2 separate regions of the Homo sapiens genome follow, and region 1 is linked to region 2. A link is a contact called in ENCODE Hi-C or POLR2A ChIA-PET data. All regions are on one chromosome and are shown on one strand. Each heading gives the region's core, a stretch centred on a gene start or an enhancer-like site at or near the end of the contact. The rest is flanking DNA. Distances are from core to core; before and after follow the strand shown.

Region 1 (6,390 bases), core at 1,817-4,316, 3.9 Mb after region 2:
TGAATATGATCTTCGGGAAATGCAAATTAAAACCACAAGATACCACTAGAATGGCTATAATCAAAAGAATAAAAAAACGATTAAGACAGTAAATTTTGGCCAGGCATGGTGGCTCATGCCTGTAATTACAGCACTTTGGGAGGCCAAGGTGGGAGGATACTTAGGAGCCTACTCAGGAGGCTGAGGTGAGAGGATTACTAGAGCCCAGGAGGTCAAGGCTGCAATGAGCCTTGATTGTATCATGGCACTCTAGCCTGAGCAACAAGTGAGACTCCATCTAAAAAAAAAAAAAAAAAAAAAAAAAGTAAATTTCATATTTTTTTTACAATAAAAATTTTTAATTAAAAAAGAACAAAAATAACAATATCAATATTGAAGAGATTGTGAAGAACCTGTAACCTTCATGCATTGCTACTGAGAATACAAAATGGTACAACTATTTTGGAAAAGTCTGACAATTTTTTTTTAAAGTTAAACACAACATTTAGCACATGACTCTGCAACCCCACTCCTAGATTTCTATCCAAGAGAAAAGAAAATATATGTCCACATAAAGATTTATACACAAACATTAACAGCAGCATTATTCATAATAGCCCAAATCTGGGGAAAAAATATGTCCTCCAACTAGTGGCTGAATAAACAAATCATGGTATAGCCATACAATGGAATACCATTCAGTGATAAAATTGAAGGAACTGGCTGGGTGTGGTGGCTCATCCCTGTAAGCCCAGAACTTTGGGAGGCCAAGGTGAGAGGATCCCTTGAGCCCAGGAGGTTGACAGTGTATTAAGCGTGGTCACGCCACTGTACTACAGCCTGTTGACAGAGTGAGAAAAAAAGGAACTAATAAATGCAACAAACAAGACAGACACAAGACTATGACAGAAAGTATCAGTGACTGCCACGGGTGAGGAGGAGTTAGGCTACAACAGAGCATGAGGGAACTTTTTGGGTGATGGAAGTGTTCTAAAACTTCATGGGGGTGGTGGGTACACAACTGTATACGATGTATGCTTAAAATGTATTTATACTTTATTGTGTATAAATTATAGCTCAATGAAATAGTTTTTAAAAAACCCTGGGTTGATTAGATCTGTAAGTTATTAGCTATGTGACATTAACCAGAATGGTTTTTTTTCCTTCAGATATGCCTATTCTGTTTCATCAGTTTTCATTTCTCACATGCACAAGTTTTATTTTTAAAGTGAGAGATTCCATAATGTACTGCAGTTATTGGGCTTACAGATAATTCTTACTTCCACTGGCAAAAGTATATAGTTATCTGCACTGCTACTTGCTCTATCTCGTAAGATTGCTGTGAAACATCAAATAAGATAACTGATGAGAAAGTTCTTTGGTAACTGTAAAATAGTATTACGCAACTATGTAGTAGACTTTACATTTTTGAAAACCAGACGTGAAAATGTTTTTTCATATGAGTGACTTGAGAGCCTTGTAAACCTACGTACCCAAAGTCAATCTTTGTCCAGAAATAGAAAGCAGTTGTCTATTCAAATGCCACCTTTTAAATATCCTATCGGAACCTGTTTCCTATTGTCGCTTGAGTTACTAGATGGCTCAATGTAGTATTATCTAACCTGCACTTTCATTTTTCAAAGGAAAAACACTAAAGAAATGTTTAAAGAGAGACAGATGAGCATGACACATTTATTTTTCAGGGGAAAAGACAGATACGTAGAAAAACCTCTTCAATTCCATATGCATTTACTGAATTTTTCCTGATGAGACCTGCATTAGCAAGAGAGAGTGAATAATTTTAAGAATAGCAAAATTTCTTAAACCAGTGTGGCAACTTCGCCTGTTCCAAAATTTGACAGATTCTCTTTTTTTATTTTTATTTTATTTTTTTGTTTCTACTATTGTTGTACAACTGGGCTCTTTGCTATCCTACCAAGTTTAAAACGTGTGGCATTTGACATTTAGCCTAGTTATATTTGCAAGTTTCCACACTGCAATACGTATAAAGGCTGTTTGGACATAATCTCCTCAGGTGCAGTTTAACGACTAAATTTTACCTTGAATTCAGGTTTATATCAAATCTTACAATTCTGAAAAGTTACTCTGCCAGCAACAGGTACTACAATGAAAAATTAACAAAGCCTGTAACACTACAAAATGCTCTACTAACATTTTCAATTTTTAAGACTCCTTTTCAGTAACAATTCGAGGAGGAAGAATCTACAGCCAATTCCAAGGCCAGATTTCATTCAATTTGGTCTTCCTTCGGCAGTAACCCTAAACTCAAGTTTCACATTTCTCCTTCGATAACATTAAGGTCGCTCGGTCCGGTTACTGCACACCTCCAATTTTAGCGTCCAAGAAACCTGAAAGAACGGCACGTTGCCTACTCGCTCCTCCAGCCTTCTCTCAACTCAGAAGCTTGGCCAAACGTGCCGCTCTCTCCACAACGCCAACGGAGCTGGAACGCAGCGCCCGGAGGACAACTGGTCACGGGGAGGAGGGGAGAACTTCGCGGCCCGGAGTACGGCGGCTGAGGTCCAATCCAGCCCGCGCCCAACTCTACTCGGTGCCAGGAAGGCGTGTGGACCCAAAGTCTCAGGCCGCGGTGCTAGGTCCGGAGGAGCAGAGTCGCGCGTGGCTGGGGGCAGGTCGTAAACAAACCGACGGGAGGAGGGGGAAGGGGCAACGGCGAGGCGGGTGGGGTAAAATAAAAGGTAGGACCTCGCTCCAACCCTTCGGCGCTAGCCCGCAGCCGGCTCCACCCCACCGAGGACCAGATGCTGCTCTCGGCGCGGCGCTTCCGCTCGGGTCGGAACACCGAAGGCCCCAACACCCCTGGAGCCCGGAGCCCACAAGGCCATCGGCTCCGCGACCCCCGCCCCACAGCGCCCTACCTGAACCCGCAATCTGGGTCCCGGGCGTCGCGGCCGGGCGCGCCCAGCCCGGTCCTCTTGCTGAAGAGCTTCTGGAACAGCGTAGGGGCCATGCTAGCCACGGCCAGGCAGGGGTCGCTCCGCTGGGCGCTTGCTAGGCCCCTGCTCCTACAGCCGCCCCGCCACCCCCATGGGCGCCTCAGTCATATGACAGAAATTAGTCACTTCAAACGGCCACGGCGCGCGGGGCGGGGCGCGAGGCAAGGCCGGCACTCATTGGCTGGAGGGGGGCCGCATCACGTGGCGGCGCGCGGAGCAAGGGGCAAGGTGGGGGCGTGGGGCGGAGCTGCCTCCCATAGGCTCACTGGCGGGTCCCGTCACGTGGCAGGGGCGGGGCGTGAGCCGAGAGGACAGGACTGGAAGGTGGCTAGGGATGTGTAGCGGGAGAAGGGTCAGTCTCGATCTTCCCCTGTGAAGCTGTCAGCGACCATCAGAGGGTACGCCGGGGTGGCGCGGGGACGATGCCAGGAGCCTTGGAGTGCAGAAGGCTTCGACTCCCCGCACCCACAGAGTTGCGTAGGGAACCACGGGCAACCGACTCTTCCTTGTCAGCCCCTCCCTAGCTTCTGCGGCTTCACACCTCCATTCCGCGCCGGGCAGAGTCTGGCGGCTCCTGGAGCACGGAAGGCCCACAAGCGTACCCGTGGGGCCGCGGCCAAGGCTGGACTTTGAGCCCAGGACCCCAGGACCGCCCTTAGAAGGCTGCGCCGGCCCGCGAGAGGTCTGGGATCTGGACAGCGCGGGGGCTGGCTCACAGGGACTGGTGAAGGAAACTGCCGGGACCCCTGCCACAGCCATGGCTCCCCGCAAAGACGACCTCGAGCAGGCACTGCGGGCAGTTTGTACTAGCGCCTAGAACCCTGACACCGGGAATTAGTCTCTTGGAAGAGCTAGCGATTGGAGGCTCAGGAGTTAGGCTGTTTCCTTGTTAACCAACAAAATCAGGTGAAACCAACGAAGTCAGGAAGCCTAAAGACATATATGTACAGATATCTAACCCTTTACGCTAATTATTTAGATTTTTAATAAATCTATCTTAATGTTTAGGTATGAAGACGGGAGGAACTGTGGAATTTTAGTCAAGTTACAGGGAAGAAACGCTTTCTAAAAAAAGAAAAACATTGCTCACATGTGACCTCACAGTCTTATTTAACCCATGGAACCAAAATATATCAGAGTTTGTATCAAACTAATCTTATAAATTTTCAGCAACCCCATCCATTCACTCACTCCCCCTCCAGGATGAGGAAGCTCGTACAATGGGATGTAATCCTCAGAGAAATTTAGGAAATAACTTGTATATGGTTGGAAGGCTGGATAAAAATACTTTGGGCAGGCGTGGTAGCTCACGTCTGTAATCGCAACACTGCAAGGCCGAGGCAGGCAGATCGCTTTAGCTCTGTAGTTCGAAACCAGCTTGGGCAACAGTAAGACCCTGTCTCTACAAAAAAAAAAAAAAAAAAAAAATTTTAATTAGCCAGGTGTGGCCGGGCGCTGTGGCTCACGCCTGTTATCCCAGCACTTTGGGAGGCCGAGGCGAGTGGATCACCTGAGGTCACGAGTTCAAGACCAGCCTGACCAGCATGGTGAAACCCCGTCTCCAAAAAATTAGCCGGCGTGGTGGCGGCGAATGCCTGTAATCCCAACTACCTGGGAGGCTGGGACAGGAGAATTGCTTGAACCCAGGAGGCAGAGGTTGCAGTGAGCCGAGATTGTGCCATTGCACTCCAGCCCGGGCAACAAGAGCGAGACACCGTCTCAAAAACAAACAAAAATTAGCCAGGTGTGGTCACGGCGCACACCTGTGGTCCCACTCGGGTGGCTGAGGTGGGAGGGTAGCTTGAGTGTGGGAAGTCAACGCTGCAGTGAGTGCCACTTGTACTTCAGCCTGGGCAACAGAGGGGGGCCCTATCTCAAAAAACAAATACTTTTTGAGAATTTCATTTAATTAGGTATACAAATTAAATTTTATTTTCTTTAAGTGGCTACCAACTCCCACTGATTTGCAGCTAGAGTTTATGCTCTAAATAAGGGTCTGAAGATATTTAGAAAAGAAAAAGTAATAGGCAGAATTTATATCTCTTTGAGAATTTGTCAACAACCAAAATACTGAGTTTCAATGTTCCAAGACTTTTTTAAAGCACTATTTATTGATGATTAAGATAGTAACATATTCTTTCCACAATCATTTATGTTCTAGGCAGTGGGGATCCAAAGTAAAAAAGAGCTAACTTTCTAGGTGAGGAGACAGTAAATAAGTATTTAAAGTTATTGCACTATTTATTGATGATTAAGATATTAACATATTCTTTCCACAATCATTTACGTTCTAGGCAGTGGGGATCCAAAGTACAAAAGAGCTAACTTTCTAGGTGAGGAGACAGTAAATAAGTATATAAAGTTATTTCAGATAGTAACTAATGTTGTGGAGTTAGTAAGAAATAAGCAATGAAATGAGGGTGTCAGCAAAGTCTGAGGAGGTAACATTTGAGGTGCTTAGGTTGAAAATCATTCAGTTGCTCTGTGTATTACCCAAGGTCCAGAAACTACTGGGCAATACAGGATCAAAACAGCAGTACTATTTCACCTAGACATTTCAGATAATCCTCTGGCATCAAATGCTGAAAGATTTCTAACAGGGTAAAATGAGCTGTGTATATTTTTCTCACAAAACATTTGAATGTAGAATGAAAAATGAAGTTTTTGTAAACAAAAAAATAAAGTCAATGCAATTTTTAAAAAGTAAACAGAAGTGTAGATCCTATCAGTCAATTAATGGGGCAATCATTTGGGAAGTTTTGTTTTTACACTAGTTAAGTTACACTAAATGAGTACAAGTGGAAACAGGCCAAAGTCTGTCTATACGGGACCAAAGACACTAAGGACTAATGGCTGTCCATGACTGGCACAGAAAAGAGTAGTTCCAGGTCCCCTCAGAAGGAACTTTCCAAATACAATAACCTTGTGTGCTTTCGTCTTGGGAAAAAATTACTTCATGGGTAATTATAGATATTAATAGTAAGGGAAAAGAATATAACTGCTTGCATAAGAGACACTTTCAGTATTCTCTAATCATGTAATAGCTTTATTTCTGTAGTCTCATTTAGTCTTGAAAGGTACAGAGAAAAACTAGATTTACTTCCTATTATTGATCACATTTCTCCTACATTGCAGTGTAATACTAAAGTCACAGAATCAGAGAGCGCTGAAATGATACAAGTTTGTAATAAAAGAGGACAAAACTATACATAATTATTCAGATTAAAATTTAAATATTTCAATTTTAGTATCAGTGAATATTATCTTTTATTTTTCCTTTTACTTAGTACTACATCCTATCACAGAGAAGCTGAGGTGTCTTACAGGCAGCCTTTGTAAGTTTAAGGAGTCAGCAAAGAGGAAATGTGAGAAAGAAAATAATTACCTACTCATTCATGCTACGTTATATCAATGTGGAACTACTGGGTTACAA
Region 2 (6,714 bases), core at 268-2,767:
TCACGGTACCTCTCACCTGGATTGTGCTGGCTGAACCCTGCCTAATTCTACCCTCTAACTCCCCTTAAAGAAGTTCCATGACTACCATTCTCCTTCGAGTAACACATTTCTTTTAGCCATGTTCATGCCATTAACTAAGCTTTAGTGAAGTGCTGATCTTCCTGTTTGGGGTCTAGAAGATAACCTGATCTGGGTGACCTCCCAAAGGTTTAGATCTCATAAATCATCCAGATGATGTATGTAGTTGTACTGGCAACAAAGCAAAAAGTGAAATGAGGGGTCTTTGAAATGAGAGGCCTGTTTCTATTTAAGACCATTTTTGATAAATTGATTTTACTGGTGTTACTCTCAAAGAGGAGAGTGGTTCCCTACTGCCTGAGTATAGTGCCTTCAGAGGCCAGGGAAGAATATGATCTTACCTAGTGAGCAAAAACCATCCCTTCCCTATCTCAAGATTTATGTCTGATAAGAAATGTTAGTAGATTATTTTCCCGGCTTCCTAATTACCAGCCCACAAAGACTTGGCAAGGTGAGCTCTTCAGTGGAAAGGTAGCTATACAAAAGCAACACGAAAGCGCAAATGCAACACCTTTCACAACAGACAGCTTCTCCAAAGTTGCAGATAAATCCAATTTTAATGAATCAAATCTACTCTGAAACCCTAAAAGGAACTTTCGAGTCATGAAGTCTCGAGGTGAATCCTTTGATTATGTAACAAGTTCCTAATGCAGTTCTCCCAAAGATTTCGATCTCATAAATCAAATTATTTTAGAGTAAGGCATTCCTGTTCATTACTGCTTAAAAACCATTCTTATGCTTGACGCTTTCTTACCCTTGACACTTTCCCTGTATGGATCCCATACTAAATATCAGAAAACACCAGCGTTTGGTGGTCGTATCACACTTTAGAGTGTATTTGAAAGCAAACCATTATGGTGTTGAGGGGGAAATGACTTAGAATCAAGGCTCTATTTCATATGAGTCTACTTACAGATGGGAAAAAAAATCTGATACTAGTAGGCATTAGTACCTCGGTGGCAAATGCCAACTGGCAAGTAGAGTTCTTCTAACTGCCTCTATTATAAGCAACAGGGTTCTGACCCAGGTAAAAACTCTTCAACAGTGTAAAAGATACTATGATGAAGAGAGTGGGCTTTTTTTTGTTGAGGGTTCAAACACTCTGACAGGAGCACATACACTGTTTCACAAACCTCAAACAGGACTCAATCTAGATAAACAGGGAGTGTTTCATCTAAGCAGGCTTCAAAGGCAGTGTTTGTTCAGACATCATTCATTCCTTTTATTTCTTTGATGCGTCTGTCCCTAGTGATGGAAACTCTTATTTTTTTTTTTTTTAAGAAACTAAAGCATGAAAAGAAAGTGAAAAAACTACAGACTGATTTGGCAACAGCTAATGCCATCACAGTTCTGGAACTCAATGAGAAGATAAAGACTCTATATGAAGGAAAGCCAGCCCCTAGAGGTCAGTATTACCACGTGACAGATCCACACTGGCCCGTCAGCTGGGTGATGTATGTAGTTGTATTGGCAACGAAGCAAAAAAAACGAGGCTACAGGCCTGGTCTGACCTCTGTGTGGCACCAGTAGAGACAGCACATGAACTACTAACTCCAGGCTGGATTCACTTTCACCTTGAGAGGGGCAGGGAATGAATAAGCGGTTTGCTCGTTAAGGGAAAGTCTGTGAGGCTGAAGAGCTAGACTGAAATAGATCTGAGAAGTGTCACTGCACAAGCTGGGTGGTAGCAGGGGGAGGGCAGGGCGTAAGAAGGAAGGCAGGTGCCTGCAGGGACTGAGCTCTGGAGTGAGACAGAGCTGTCTGAAAGCACAGGCTGACAGACTAGGGCACAGGGAAGAGAACAGAATTTTTTTTTTTTTTTTTTTTTTACCAATAGGCAAATGAACCAGAAACAAGCAGAGAAGGCTGGCTGGAGATGAAATGTGGGTAGTTCAGAAAATTGTTAATAGCCACATTGGTTCTGACTTTTTAAAAAAAGACTTCTCCAGCTAACAAATTATAAACACACCATTAGGCAACAAACAAGCAAACAACAAACAAAAAAACTCCAAATCTCAGACTGTAATTTTAGCAAGAATACTAGTTAACAATTAATACAGTGCTATGGGCCAGGTATTTTGCTAAGCATTCCATGTCTATTTAATTCTAAGAATAACCTCTAAGGTAAGTACATTTAAGAATTCCCTAAGAATAAGCAGAGGCTTAGAGATGTGTGTTACCTTGCCACTGCACAAGCAACACTTGGAGAGTCACCCTCTAGAGCAGCCGCTGACCATACCCTAGTGTGCCTTTCCCAGCTTTGGGAGACTCAGGGCATTCCCTCTGCTATGTCACAGTAATATCAAACTTCACTCCTGCCTGGTGAATCTCTTGCAAAGCTGTGGTTCCTGGGAAAAATGTCTTCCTTTGATGTGTGCCACTCTTGCAAAGCCAGGAACATGCCATCGTTCTTACTCTGGCTTTCTTTATTACTCATGAGTAATTGTGGAAAAAGAGGAGCAATGCAGAATCAAATGGAGGAGGAGGAAGCAGGCGATGTGGTAGTTTCAGAAAGGGAGACACTCCCAGCACCTGACTACATGGTAAAGCTTTTCATGTGAATTTGATATTCATTTTCAATTTCGTATAGTGCTTTCCCAGGATTCAAATGCCATGTAACATTGTGAACTTGAAACAGTTTTTTCTTTCAATGAAACAACATAAAGGCAGTTTGTAAATTTGCTTTTACCACCATGAAACCTAAAAGAATAAAATCCGTCACAGAATATTATCCATTTAAAAGTCCTTATTCTGAGGCATTAGCCAGATTTTCCACTGGTTTCATTAGAAGAAACTGACAATGATTGTAGAGCACATTGGAGAAAGTTCCCCAGCTCGCTTACGAGAAGCTTTCAACTTTTCAATTGCGTTTTAAACCCGGTGCAAAAATATATATATATAATCGCAAGGTCTCTAATTCTTATTAGTTTCATTTTTTTCAATATTATTTACTGTATAATGACAATTTTGTTTCTTGGATATTTTGATAGGGCAAAATTTAAATAATACTGAGGGACTAGAACTCTAATGGCTTGGGATAGGGAAGAAAACATTAAATCTTACCCTTTTTTTGCCCATTATTCTCTTTATTTTTGTGGATTTTTTTTTTAAACTACCTGTATAGAAAAACATGGGTATTTATGAACAGATGCAAATTTAAAATTTAAATAAAGCCAGTCATTGTAAGATCCATTATGGATCAAAACAGTGATTTTCTTTTGGAGCTACATGTTGCTTCTCTTATTTGGTGGGGAAACTAAGTCAGTCGACTGACATCTAGCACTAAGATCCTAAATCAAATATTTGCACATTCTTGCTCTTCCACAGGCCCCTTGCAGCCTCACCCACATTCAATAGTCCGGGAGGTTGTCAAGGCCATTGTTGTCCCAGAATAATATTAACTGGCATTCTCAGAAATCTGGTCACCTTGGCCTCTGAATTCACTTCAGAATAAAGTGTGAAAAGATGTCCAGTAACTTTAATACACAATGACCCCTATTTAATCACAGGACAATGAGGGCTGGCCCACCCCCCCACACACATATTTCTGGACCTAGAACACCACCACTCCCCTGATTATCTTGTAAAATGTTTGTTTTGGGTTCTCAGACCTCTGTTTGCAAATGAAAGATGCTCCAGTCATAACAGCTTAAGGAGAAAGGGTGATTTACCGGCACATGTAAACAAACCAAGAGAGAGCATTGCACTAGCCTTGGAGTAAGATGGATTCCAGTCTAAAGTACCATCAGGAAACACTGTGTCACTCATCTCTGCTTCTCTCTAAAGATGGATTCCAGTCTAAAGTACCATCAGGAAACGGTGTCACTCACCTCTGCTTCTCTCTGCATTGAGACTTGATTCTCTCAGGCTAGACTTCAGAAGAGAATGGAAATATGGCCACAAGCAGCTATGGGCTGCCCTCCTTATCATATAATCTCCAGGGAAGAAAGAAAGCATTTTTCCACTAACTCTAGTTGGAAAGTGCAAGAAAGAACTCAGTCCTAGCTTAGGTTGGGTACCCATCTGTGGATATGAACCAATCTTTGTGGCCAGGGCTGAGGAAATAAGGTTGAACAAACTGTGGTCATGTCCCCACCACTGGGTGGCAGGGTAGAGGGAGTAAATGTGGGGAAGGAGAATGCTCCAGCTGGCAGCTCCTACGAAAAGCACAGAGCTGGATTAGGAGAAATCCACTTTCTTAAAGGAATATCTCATTACTGGAAAGGAGTGATAGGCAAAACCAATATCTCCTAGCCAGGCATGGTGATGCATCCCTGTAATCCCAGCTACTTGGGAGGCTGAGGCATGAGAATTGCTTGAACCTGGGAGGCAGAGGTTGCAGTGAGCTGAGATCGTGCCACTGCACTCCAGTCTTGGTGAAAGAGCAAGACTCTGTCTCAAAAAATAAAATGAAATTGCCTTGGCGATGCGGGCTCTTTTTTGGTTCCATATGAACTTTAAAGTAGTTTTTTCCAATTCTGTGAAGAAAGTCATTGGTAGCTTGATGGGGATGGCATTGAATCTGTAAATTACCTTGGGCAGTATGGCCATTTTCATGATATTGATTCTTCCTACCCATGAGCATGGAATGTTCTTCCATTTGTTTGTATCCTCTTTTATTTCCTTGAGCAGTGGTTTGTAGTTCTCCTTGAAGAGGTCCTTCACATCCCTTGTAAGTAGGATTCCTAGGTATTTTATTCTCTTTGAAGCAATTGTGAATGGGAGTTCACTCATGATTTGGCTCTCTGTTTGTCTGTTGTTGGTGTATAAGAATGCTTGTGATTTTTGTACATTGATTTTGTATCCTGAGACTTTGCTGAAGTTGCTTATCAGCTTAAGGAGATTTTGGGCTGAGACAATGGGGTTTTCTAGAGCAATCCTAAGCCAAAAGAACAAAGCTGGAGGCATCACACTACCTGACTTCAAACTATACTACAAGGCTACAGTAACCAAAACAGCATGGTACTGGTACCAAAACAGAGATATAGATCAATGGAACAGAACAGAGCCCTCAGAAGTAACACCGCATATCTACAACTATCTGATCTTTGACAAACCTGAGAAAAACAAGCAATGGGGAAAGGATTCCCTATTTAATAAATGGTGCTGGGAAAACTGGCTAGCCATATGTAGAAAGCTGAAACTGGATCCCTTCCTTACACCTTATACAAAAATCAATTCAAGATGGATTAAAGACTTAAACATTAGACCTAAAACCATAAAAACCCTAGAAGAAAACCTAGGCATTACCATTCAGGACATAGGCACGGGCAAGGACTTCATGTCTAAAACACCAAAAGCAATGGCAACAAAAGACAAAATTGACAAATGGGATCTAATTAAACTAAAGAGCTTCTGCACAGCAAAAGAAACTACCATCAGAGTGAACAGGCAACCTACAAAATGGGAGAAAATTTTCGCAACCTACTCATCTGACAAAGGGCTAATATCCAGAATCTACAATGAACTCAAACAAATTTACAAGAAAAAAACAAACAACCCCATCAAAAAGTGGGCGAAGGACATGAACAGACACTTCTCAAAAGAAGACATTTATGCAGCCAAAAAACACATGAAAAAATGCTCATCATCACTGGCCATCAGAGAAATGCAAATCAAAACCACAATGAGATACCATCTCACACCAGTTAGAATGGCTATCATTAAAAAGTCAGGAAACAACAGGTGCTGGAGAGGATGTGGAGAAATAGGAACACATTTACACTGTTGGTGGGACTGTAAACTAGTTCAACCATTGTGGAAGTCAGTGTGGCGATTCCTCAGGGATCTAGAACTGGAAATACCATCCCATTACTGGGTATATACCCAGCCATCCCATTACTGGGTATATACCCAAAGGACTATAAATCATGCTGCTATAAAGACACATGCACACGTATGTTTATTGCGGCATTATTCACAATAGCAAAGACTTGGAACCAACCCAAATGTTCAACAATGATAGACTGGATTAAGAAAATGTGGCACATATACACCATGGAATACTATGCAGCCATAAAAAGTGATGAGTTCATGTCCTTTGTAGGGACATGGATGAAATTGGAAACCATCATTCTCAGTAAACTATCCCAAGAACAAAAAACCAAACACTGCATATTCTCACTCATAGGTGGGAATTGAACAATGAGATCACATGGACACAGGAAGGGGAATATCACACTCTGGGGACTGTGGTGGGGTGGGGGGAGGGGGGAGGGATAGCACTGGGAGATATACCTAATGCTAGATGACGAGTTAGTGGGTGCAGCGCACCAGCATGGCACATGTATACATATGTAACTAACCTGCACAATGTGCACATGTACCCTAAAACTTAAAGTATAATAAAATAAATAAATAAATAAAATGAAAATAAATTAAAAAAAAAACAAAACATCTCCAATACACCTTCAGCTGGTGGTCAAGTTAAAATATAGTATAGGCCAGGCACGGTGGCTCACACCTGTAATCCCAGCACTTTGGGAGGCAGAGGTGGATGGATCGCCTGAGATCAGGAGTTCGAGACCAGCCTGGCTAAAATGGGGAAACCCTATCTCTACCAAAAATACAAAAACTAGCTGGATATGGTGGTGGGCACCTGTAATCCCAGCTACTCCAGAGGCTGAGGCAGGAGAA

The links. Hi-C counts contacts between places; a loop is a spot of excess contacts on that map. ChIA-PET counts read pairs that join two places held with the same protein, here RNA polymerase II (POLR2A).
Region 1: a map of gastrocnemius medialis shows a loop between it and region 2 (9-fold over the local background). The contact joins the promoter of FNIP1 here to the enhancer-like site in region 2. A Hi-C loop is called at or near these places in 1 of 168 maps with a recorded cell type or tissue (gastrocnemius medialis). POLR2A ChIA-PET finds 5 or more read pairs at or near these places in 1 of 52 experiments (A549).

What each region holds. Positions count from the first base shown.
Region 1 is chr5:131,793,951-131,800,340 of GRCh38, forward strand. FNIP1 (folliculin interacting protein 1) reads right to left here and starts at 3,067. Exons shown (of 18, transcript NM_133372.3): 1 at 2,880-3,067. The coding sequence starts at 2,971. RefSeq lists silencers at 2,681-2,960, 3,011-3,270.
Region 2 is chr5:127,874,179-127,880,892 of GRCh38, forward strand. CCDC192 (coiled-coil domain containing 192) reads left to right here. Exons shown (of 7, transcript NM_001317938.2): 6 at 1,360-1,483. Among named protein-coding and RNA genes, the nearest start is that of CCDC192, 170 kb to the left of the region's middle. RefSeq lists enhancers at 1,719-1,768, 1,779-1,858. Within about 2 kb of position 1,518, at least 13 of the 41 ENCODE cell types and tissues checked have a DNase peak (open chromatin) inside an H3K27ac peak, as active enhancers do; they include gastrocnemius medialis, where a contact is called at or near this core.